Linked DNA regions of Homo sapiens: region 2 is linked to region 1. Evidence: read pairs that join two places in POLR2A ChIA-PET (ENCODE). Cell type or tissue: IMR-90. All regions are shown on one strand. Links, peaks and the distances in the headings refer to the core of each region. The heading gives the core; the rest is flanking DNA.

What was found. ChIA-PET counts read pairs that join two places held together with the same protein. Peaks named below come from ENCODE experiments on the same cell type or tissue, not always from the same donor. Only the 100,000 strongest peaks of a DNase experiment are listed, where the experiment ranks them.
Region 2: POLR2A ChIA-PET joins it to region 1 with 10 read pairs; 2 of 35 experiments call an interaction of 5 or more read pairs at or near these places.

The regions. Positions count from the first base shown.
Region 1 is chr3:55,300,636-55,305,042 of GRCh38, forward strand. It overlaps LINC02030 (long intergenic non-protein coding RNA 2030), which reads left to right. Exons shown (of 6, transcript NR_183750.1): 6 at 1-312. The region is part of intron 1 of LOC124906243 (a long non-coding RNA gene); the gene reads right to left. Among named protein-coding and RNA genes, the nearest start is that of LINC02030, 76 kb to the left of the region's middle. In IMR-90, for the core only: no CTCF peak of the experiment used is centred there; no DNase peak of the experiment used is centred there.
Region 2 is chr3:55,466,445-55,470,851 of GRCh38, forward strand. It overlaps WNT5A (Wnt family member 5A), which reads right to left. Exons shown (of 5, transcript NM_003392.7): 5 at 1-4,106. The coding sequence ends at 3,648. Among named protein-coding and RNA genes, the nearest start is that of WNT5A, 19 kb to the right of the region's middle. In IMR-90, for the core only: no CTCF peak of the experiment used is centred there; DNase peaks (open chromatin) are centred at 857 and 2,017; H3K27ac peaks cover 1,814 bases.

The sequences.
Region 1 (4,407 bases), core at 272-4,271:
GTTTAGTGAATTTGAATGAATGCATGAACTTCTGTAACTACTACCACAATCAAGATATAGAGTTTCTGTCACCTCTCAAAGCCTCCTTTTCTTGCTTGCTCATATGCAATTACCTCTGTCCAAAATGACCCTTTCCCTTTCCTCTACACACTTGGCAAAGCCATGATTGAACATTTATTCCTTCTTAGATTTTGTTCCATTTTCCTCAGCAAAGGTTCTTTGTTTCCTCTTCTTCATGCTCACAAAAGAGAGAGTAAAAGTGCTTGCTCAACAGTTCTTCAACTGCTCTAATAAAGATTGATTCTCTTACCAGTTTTGTGTCCTTGGGAGTTAATCAGCCTCTCTCTCTGTCCATTGATTTTCCATCTGTAAAATGGGTCACTCTTGAACTGGTCCCATATCCAACACATGTAAACCTGTCAATGTAACCTACAAAATATCTCTTGGATCTTTGCCCTTCTGGACAGCTCCACAGCCACCACTCCAGTACCTCTCTTTTGAAAATCTGTCTGGTCTCCCAAATTCCACCTTTGGGCTCATTCTAATGGATTCTCTACAACACAGCCAAAGTCATCTTAAGAAATGCCCATCATTTCTTGATTGAAAACTCTTAATGGGTTAGGTATAGAAGGAAAGTTCCTCAATATAACAAAAGACATTTATGAAAAACCCATAGCTAACATCATAATCAACAGGGAAAAACTGAAATCTTTTCCACAAAGATCCAGCACAAGGAAGGGATGCTCACTCTTGCCACTTCTATTCAACATATTACTAGAAGTATTAGCAAGAGTAACCAGACAGGAGGAAGAAATAAAAGCATCTAAATTAGAAAGGAAGAAGAAAAATGGTCTCTATTTGCAGATGGCATAATCCTATATGTAGAAAACCCAAAGAGTTTACAAAAAAACTGTGAGAACTGATAACTAAATTCAGTAAAGTTACAGGATACAAAATTGGCATACAAAAATTAGTAGCATTTTATACACAAATAACAGCAATGCTAAGAATAAATTTTTTTAAATCTTATTTAAGATAGCATAAAAAAGTGGAAATAGATTTAACCAAGAAGGTGAAAGATTTGGCACTGAAAACTATAAAACCTTGATTTAAAAAGTTGAGGACAACACAAATAAATAGAAAGATATTCTGTATTTATGGATTGGAAAAATTAATATTGTTTAAATATCCATAGTACCCAAAACAATATACAGATTCAACACAATCCCTATCAAAATTCCAATGGCATTCTTCATAGAAATAGAAAAAAATCTTAAAATCCATATAGAATCATAAAAAAACAAATAGCTAAAGAAGTACTGAAGAAGAACAAAATTGGAAGGATCACATTTCCTGATTTATATCACAAAGCTATAGAAAGCAAAACAGCATGATAATATCATAAAAACAGATATATAGACCAGTGGATCAGAATAGAGAGCACAGAAATAAATCCAAACATATATGGCCAACTAATTTTTGACCAGGACACTAAGAGGACACAATGGGGAAATGATAGTCTCTTCAATAAATGCTGCTGGAAAAACTGGATTTCCATTGCAAAGGAATGGAATTAAACCCTTATATTACACCATATACATAAACCAACTCAAAATGGATTAAAGACCTAAATGTAAGACTTGAAACCATAAAACTCTTAGAAGAGAATATAGGGGAAAAGCTCCTTGGCCCTGGCAATACTTTTTTTGATATTGCACCAAAAGCCCAGGCTACCAAAGCAAAAATAAATAAACGGGACTATATCAAACTAAAAAGCTCTGCACAGCAAAGAAAACAATCAACAAAGTAAAAAGGCAACCTACATCTAGGGAAAAAATATTTTCACAATTCATATCTGATAAGGAGTTATTAATGATTGGTGCAAATGGATCCCAAATTGATTCATTTAATACATTTGGATATTTAATAATATCCAAAATTTGTACAGAACTCTTACAACTCAATAGCAGAAAAAATAAACCTGATTAAAAAATAGGAAAAGGTCCTGATGGATACCTTTCCGAAGAAGACATAAAAGCAATCAACAGGTATATGAAAAGACACTCTCAACATCATTAATCATTGGAAAAATGCAAATGAAGACCACCATGAGATATCACCTCACACGTTAGTATGGCTATTATTAAAAACACAAGAGAGGCCAGGCATGGTGGCTCATGCCTGTAATCCCAGCACTTTGAGAGGCCGAGGCAGGCAGATCACAAGGTCAGGAGTTTGAGACCACCCTGGCCAACAAAGTGAAACTCCATAACTACTAAAAAAGAATACAAAAAATTAGCTGGGCATAGTGGTGGGCACCTGTAATCCCAGCTACTTGAGAGGCTGAGGCAGGAGAATCGCTTGAACCTTGGAGGCAGAGGTTGCAGTGAGCCAAGATTGCGCCACTGCGCTCCAGCTTGGGAGACGACAGCGAGACTCTGTATCAAAAAAAAAAAAAAAAAAAAAAAAAAGAGGAAATTCTGCTGTTTGCAACACATAGATGTACCTGGAGGAGATTATGGCAAGTGAAAGATGCTGGCACTGAAAGAAAAATATTGCATCATGATCTCACATATATGTGGAATCATAAGAAAAAAAGAGAAAAAAGTCAAATGTATAGAGAATAAGACAGTGGTTACTGAGGTTGGGGGCAGGAGAGAGGAAATGAGGAGAGGTAGATCACAGAATACAAAGAAGCAGATATAGAGGATCAGTGAGTCTAGATATTGAATGTACAACATGAAGACTATAGTTAATAAAATTATAGTGATTATGGATTTTTGTTAAGTAGATTTTAGCTGCTCTTTTCACAAAAAAAGCAGCCATGTGAGATGATATATGTTTGTTTATTTCACTGTAGTAACCATTTTACTATCAATACATATCCCATATTATATTGTGAACCTCAAATATACACAAAAAAATTTATTTAAAAAAAAATAAAGAAGGCTGGGTGCAGTGGCTCACGTCTGTAATCCCAGCACTTTGGGAGGCCGAAGCAGGTGGATCATGAGGTCAGGAGATCGAGACCATCCTGGCCAACATGGTGAAATCCCATCTCTACTAAAAATACAAAAATTAGCTAGGCGTGGTGGTGTGCACCTGTAATCCCAGCTACTCGGGAGGCTGAAGAACGAGAAATCACTTGAACCCAGGAGGTGGAGGTTGCAGTGAGCCGAGATCACGCCACTGCACTCCAGCCTGGTGACAGAGCGAGACTCCGTCTCAAAAAAAGAAAAAAAAAAGAAAAAAGAAGAATAAATACCAATCAGTGCCATGACCCGTCAGCTGCTACACACTCAGTGGCTCCTCAGCACCGTGGTGAGGATACCCTCCATCCCTCCCCACATGGCTTGTAAGAAAGGACCTTCTGGAACTGACCTCTCCTTGCACACGTCACACTGTACTCCCCCGACTTGCTTTCCAATTCTCCATGCACCATCCTGCCCTCTCTTGCTGGAATAGTTTCCCTATCTCACCTAGACCTTCCTATGATTCCATACGCAGAGAGGCTTCCACTGGCTTCCCTGATGAAGTCAAATCCCCCCACCGTGCACTCCTCTAGCTTTTGTCACATTTTTTTGGTTGCACTCGCTATAGTTGTACCTCTCTTTGGTATTTTTGTGATATACTTGATAAATATCTGTCTCCTTAACTGGAATCTAATCTCTCAACAGTGGGTGCTATTTTCCCAGGACTGACACTCAGTGGGCATTAGCTGAAAGAATGAATACCCCATAGGGTTGGTGTTGGGATGAATGAGGTAACACACGGCCTGGCCTGAAACAGAACAACACATGGAAAAGCAATGCCAGAGGCAGGGATTTTTCTACATAGTTTCATCACTCTAATTACCATTTTCTATTGTGAGTTCTCCTTTAGCAGTCTGTCTTCTCTACCATTCCAAAGATGCATTGAAGGTGGGGACTAAGTCACACTCTTCTCATTTCTCCACCACCTGGTACAGTGTCTATGCTTAGTAAGGGTTCAATAAGTGTGTGGTGAAATCAGTAAGTAACTAATGAACGAATGAAGTTATTTAACCTCTACATGCTTCTGTTACCCCATCTGTGAGAAGGGGAAAATATAAGCACCTAACTCATGGGCTAGTTGGGAGGGAAGTATTAACTTGGATTGATATTTGCAATTGTACATTCTCTTTTAAATAAATATGCAATGCATTGGGCAAATGTAAGGGATTTGGGTTATCAGGCCTACTACAGAAGAATCACGTGCAGGGTAGAGGGGAGTTTGTGGAGGGGTCATTTCTCTCTTCACACACACAAGACATCATCTGTCTCTATTTAGAAAACCCTGAAGTGCTCATCATATACCTCTCTTAAGTTCATATCACATTTCTCTAACCACACTTTACATATTTTGTATTAGCTATGGGATAGAATATAT
Region 2 (4,407 bases), core at 408-4,407, 170 kb after region 1:
AAAAACAAATTGAAACTTGGTATTGGCAAAATTGTACGAGAAAAGAGCTAGGGTAGGCAACTAAAACTTACACAGTGCCAGTCTCAGGAGGTCAGTAGCTCACAGAACTCAACAGATAAACTGGATTAAAACTTAAAAGTCTTCTTTCTATTTGAGCCCATAATGACTATTTTGAACATGGCTCTTTTGCTGCTGCCTATATATAAATTTTTTATTAATTTTCTTGTATTGGGAAGATCTTGAATACGCTCCAGGATGAGAAGAAAAAATACGCTGACACTGCTAAATCGGGTATATGTTTTTGCAATAAAGAACACTGGTCAATATACAACTGAGGAAAAACTGAAACAGATGTGAGTCCTAGAACCACAAGAGTTTGAATTTGCCCAGAAATGCTATTTTAAACACTCTATATGTTGGTCTGCTGTTTTTTTGTGGAATAATGCATTCTTGGCATCCTTAAAAGGTTTCAATATGTTACAAGGTTATCCGGAAAGAGAAAAAGCAAAGGCTAATGTATCAATCTGTGGAGCACTGTCCAGATTTCCGTGTACATTTTTGAAAAGCACAATAACTTGTATTAATTGCACTTAACACAATGAACCTTTAGTTTCCAACCAGTTTTCATTCTCTGCAGACCCGGGCTTTCTTTTTATAAAAACTGCTTTCAAAGGGCATAGAGACACCACACATGGTCCACAGTAAATTCAAATAGAGAGGTGCAATAGTTGCAGTGGTAAACACACAAAAAAATACATTTTTTTGGACTAAAAATCTGGTCACGGATAAAAGCATGTGCCTTTTCATTCTTCTCTGGGATGTTACAACAGCAACACGCTCTAAAACAATTAAGTTACATGCATAATGCTAAAAGAATGTGAGCAATCCTATAACCAGCTTTAAGCCATCTGCTTGATTTCTTTTTTTTTTTTTTTTGTAAGGAACATATATAGGAAAAGAGAATTCCCCTTTTGTTCCATTACATATAGAAACCTTTTGAAGCTTCCAAATAGCTTGGTTTTGGTAAAATTCACCACTCTTTTATTACTTTGACATGTAGTCATCCTAAACTATCCGTCATGGTTTCTCCAAAAATCTCCACATGAATTATCTGAAGGACAATTGAAACCACTTACCAATATACAAGTAACGTTTTATTTTATATTCTATCTTCCATTTGGCATAAGCCTTTCGATGTTTGTTTTTTAAACCAGTGAAATATACAAATCACGCAAGACAGAAATATGTACATTAAAAGTACAGAATAAAGGCTAGAAGATATACATAATATCTGAATGACATGTAGAATATTTTACATTAAATAGTTTCTTTTAAAAGCTAGGATTGTTAAACTCAACTCTCTTCATAAACATGAGTCACTAAAAAGGAACAATCTGATTTAGCAAATAAAAAAAGTACTTCATGGTTTTTGTATAATAAAAACCAAAAAAGTGACATTTTAAACTAATTAGTGCTTTTTGCTTTCAAGATCTTTTGCTCACAATTCACTGCAACTGAGGGGATGTGAATATCATTATGCAATAAATTAAGAGCCACAGTTGGCTGAGGTGATATGAAAGCCAACCTGCCTAAGGGGGGTATGAAAGATGTGTATCTTTCCAAACTTTTAAAACAACGTAAGTCTGAGATAAGAACATATTTGATGGCACTGTTTGGAAAGAGGTGTCCTTATTAAAAAAAAAAAAAAAAAAGCTATCTATGTAGTGGGCTGAATATTCCTTAGGGACTCAATTAATAAGTACTGTCATTTCTAATAGGCATGGGTTTCCATTCTGCAGAATGAACTAAGAAAAGAGAAACATTGCTGATGCTTCTGAGTTTTGAATATCTCTTAACGTCCATGTCTATAACGAACAAGTAATGCCCTCTCCACAAAGTGAACAGAAATGGAGGTTGGAGACAAAGGGGTGAGGCAGAAAAGAAAAAAGATATCTTCAACCCAACACGCATTTCAGTGAGTCAGAACTCAAGCTTCCTCAGAAACAAGGTTGCTTCGTCGTGCTCAAGGTATGATCACAGCAGGGCCACAGCCCAAGCTCAAGACTCAAAAAACTTTTGGAATAATCCCAACTGGACTGCAGTGAAGGACAACAATGCTCTAGACAGAGAAATAACCCCAGAGTAAACTGTAAATCTAAATCACTGGCTGCAATGAGATATATTTATATTTATATTTATATATATGTATATATATATATATGTTATGTACAAAAGACTTTGAGATATCAGGCACCATTAAACCACATTTCCCCCCTTATAAATGCAACTGTTCAAGTACACTGGGAACAGTTTTAAGGTACACCTGCAGTACAATAGGAGAAGCATGAGTGGATAATCTAAACACAGGATCATAACAGTGATACGCTGCAACACCTCTGTGAATTCCATTAGCCAAGTTCTGTCATTAAAACATAGAAAACTACTGCTCCTCAAAATAAAAGTTTTAGGAAACAAAAATCCCTAAGTAGTGAACTGTTTTCCAAGCAGAGCTCCTAATGTTTCATTTCCTGTCCTACAACCAAAGGGGACCCAGTGGAGCTGCCGTTTGGAAACGTGGCCAGCATCACATCACAACACGGAGGAATCAGAGAGGGCTCAGTGTGAAGAGGAAGGTGGATTTCACTGTTTTTCCTCAAATAGGTTGTCTGCTCTGGTGCAGTGCTGAATGGCACGCAATTACCTTGTTGCTTGGGCTGAGAACCTGTGAATGGGATTCATGTATTATTTTTACTATTATAATTTACTAACCAAGTATCCCTAAGAAAATAACAGGATATTTTCATTTATGTTCAAGCCAACCTCCCCAAACAAAAAAATCTAGTGTCCAGAATCATTTGGGGATCTTTTTACAATCTGGAATCCTAATTCTTATAACAGCTTCAAATCAACATCTTGACATAAGAGTTTTAAATTTTTTAATTTCTGGGGACTTTCCTCCCTGCTGCCCAAATTTCATGAGCTATTAGAATATGACGGTCTGTCTGCAAATGGAATATTTGAGGAGAATGAGACATGTGATATACCTTTTTTCCTTGAGAATATGACATTCTTGTCCTTCCATTGTAAATTATCATTTTGAAAATGCAGAAAGCAAGCTAGCAGCCCTGCTGGGGAAGGGAGGTTTGTTTTGTTTTGTTTTGTTTTCCCAAGACCTTTTATCTTGCACCAGAGAATTTACAACTCATTTTGGTCATAGAAGCTGAATTGTGAATAGATTTCTACCACCCTCTTTCAACTGGAACCTACCCATCCCATATGATGGCATATTTGAGAAAAAGAAAATGTATTTCTTTACCTTCTGGATGTGTACCATGTCCACACAGCTAAGTTAGGGTATGTGTTATTTCCCCTTCATTCTATACTATCAAAAGAAGTCTTGTATTACCTTTTCAAAGATCCACAAAATAAATATTTTTCTTGGTTCCCACCCCCATTATTGCCAAATAATAATTATAATATTAATAATAAACCACAGAGTTCTTAGATGGTAACAGGAAAAAAAATGGTTCCGGTTGCAATTCTTGGGGAAAAATAAAAAATATTTCTAAAAACCAAAAACCAGAATCACTGTACTTTCTATAAATAAGCGGGTCCTGGGAGCGGGGCTGAGTGCTGGGTGGCACCCACTACTTGCACACAAACTGGTCCACGATCTCCGTGCACTTCTTGCACTTGACGTAGCAGCACCAGTGGAACTTGCAGTGGCAGCGCTCCGTCTGCACGGTCTTGAACTGGTCGTAGCCACGGCCGCAGCACATGAGCTCGCAGCCATCCATGCCCTCCGACGTCTTGTTGCACAGGCGGCCCTGCGTGCCCAGCGAGCCGGTGCTCTCATTGCGCACGCAGTAGTCAGGGCTGGGGTCGATGTAGACCAGGTCTTGTGTGGTGGGCGAGTTGAAGCGGCTGTTGACCTGTACCAACTTGCCCCGGCTGTTGAGCCGCATGGCCGCCGCGCTGTCGTACTTCTCCTTCAGGGCATCACCCACCTTGCGGAAGTCTGCCAGCTGCAGCCAGCATGTCTTCAGGCTACATGAGCCGGACACCCCATGGCACTTGCAGGCCACATCAGCCAGGTTGTACACCGTCTGCAGGGAAATGGGGGCAATCAATACACACATTCATGGAGGAGCCAGATGCAGGCTATAGGAACAAAGTTCTCCTCGACCTTCTCCATGGAGCTATGTTCCCCAGCTGAATTAAGGACTGTATTATATTTCCTTCATTACCAGAAGTCTTATGTTGCCTTCTTTAAAAATTCTTCCAAATAAATATGTTCTTAACCACTCATTATTATATCATTATCAACAACAACTGTGGTTTTTTAATAGGAACAGGAAAAAAAAATTGTTCCAGCTGTATTTTTTTCAGAGAAAGAGCAGCAGCAAC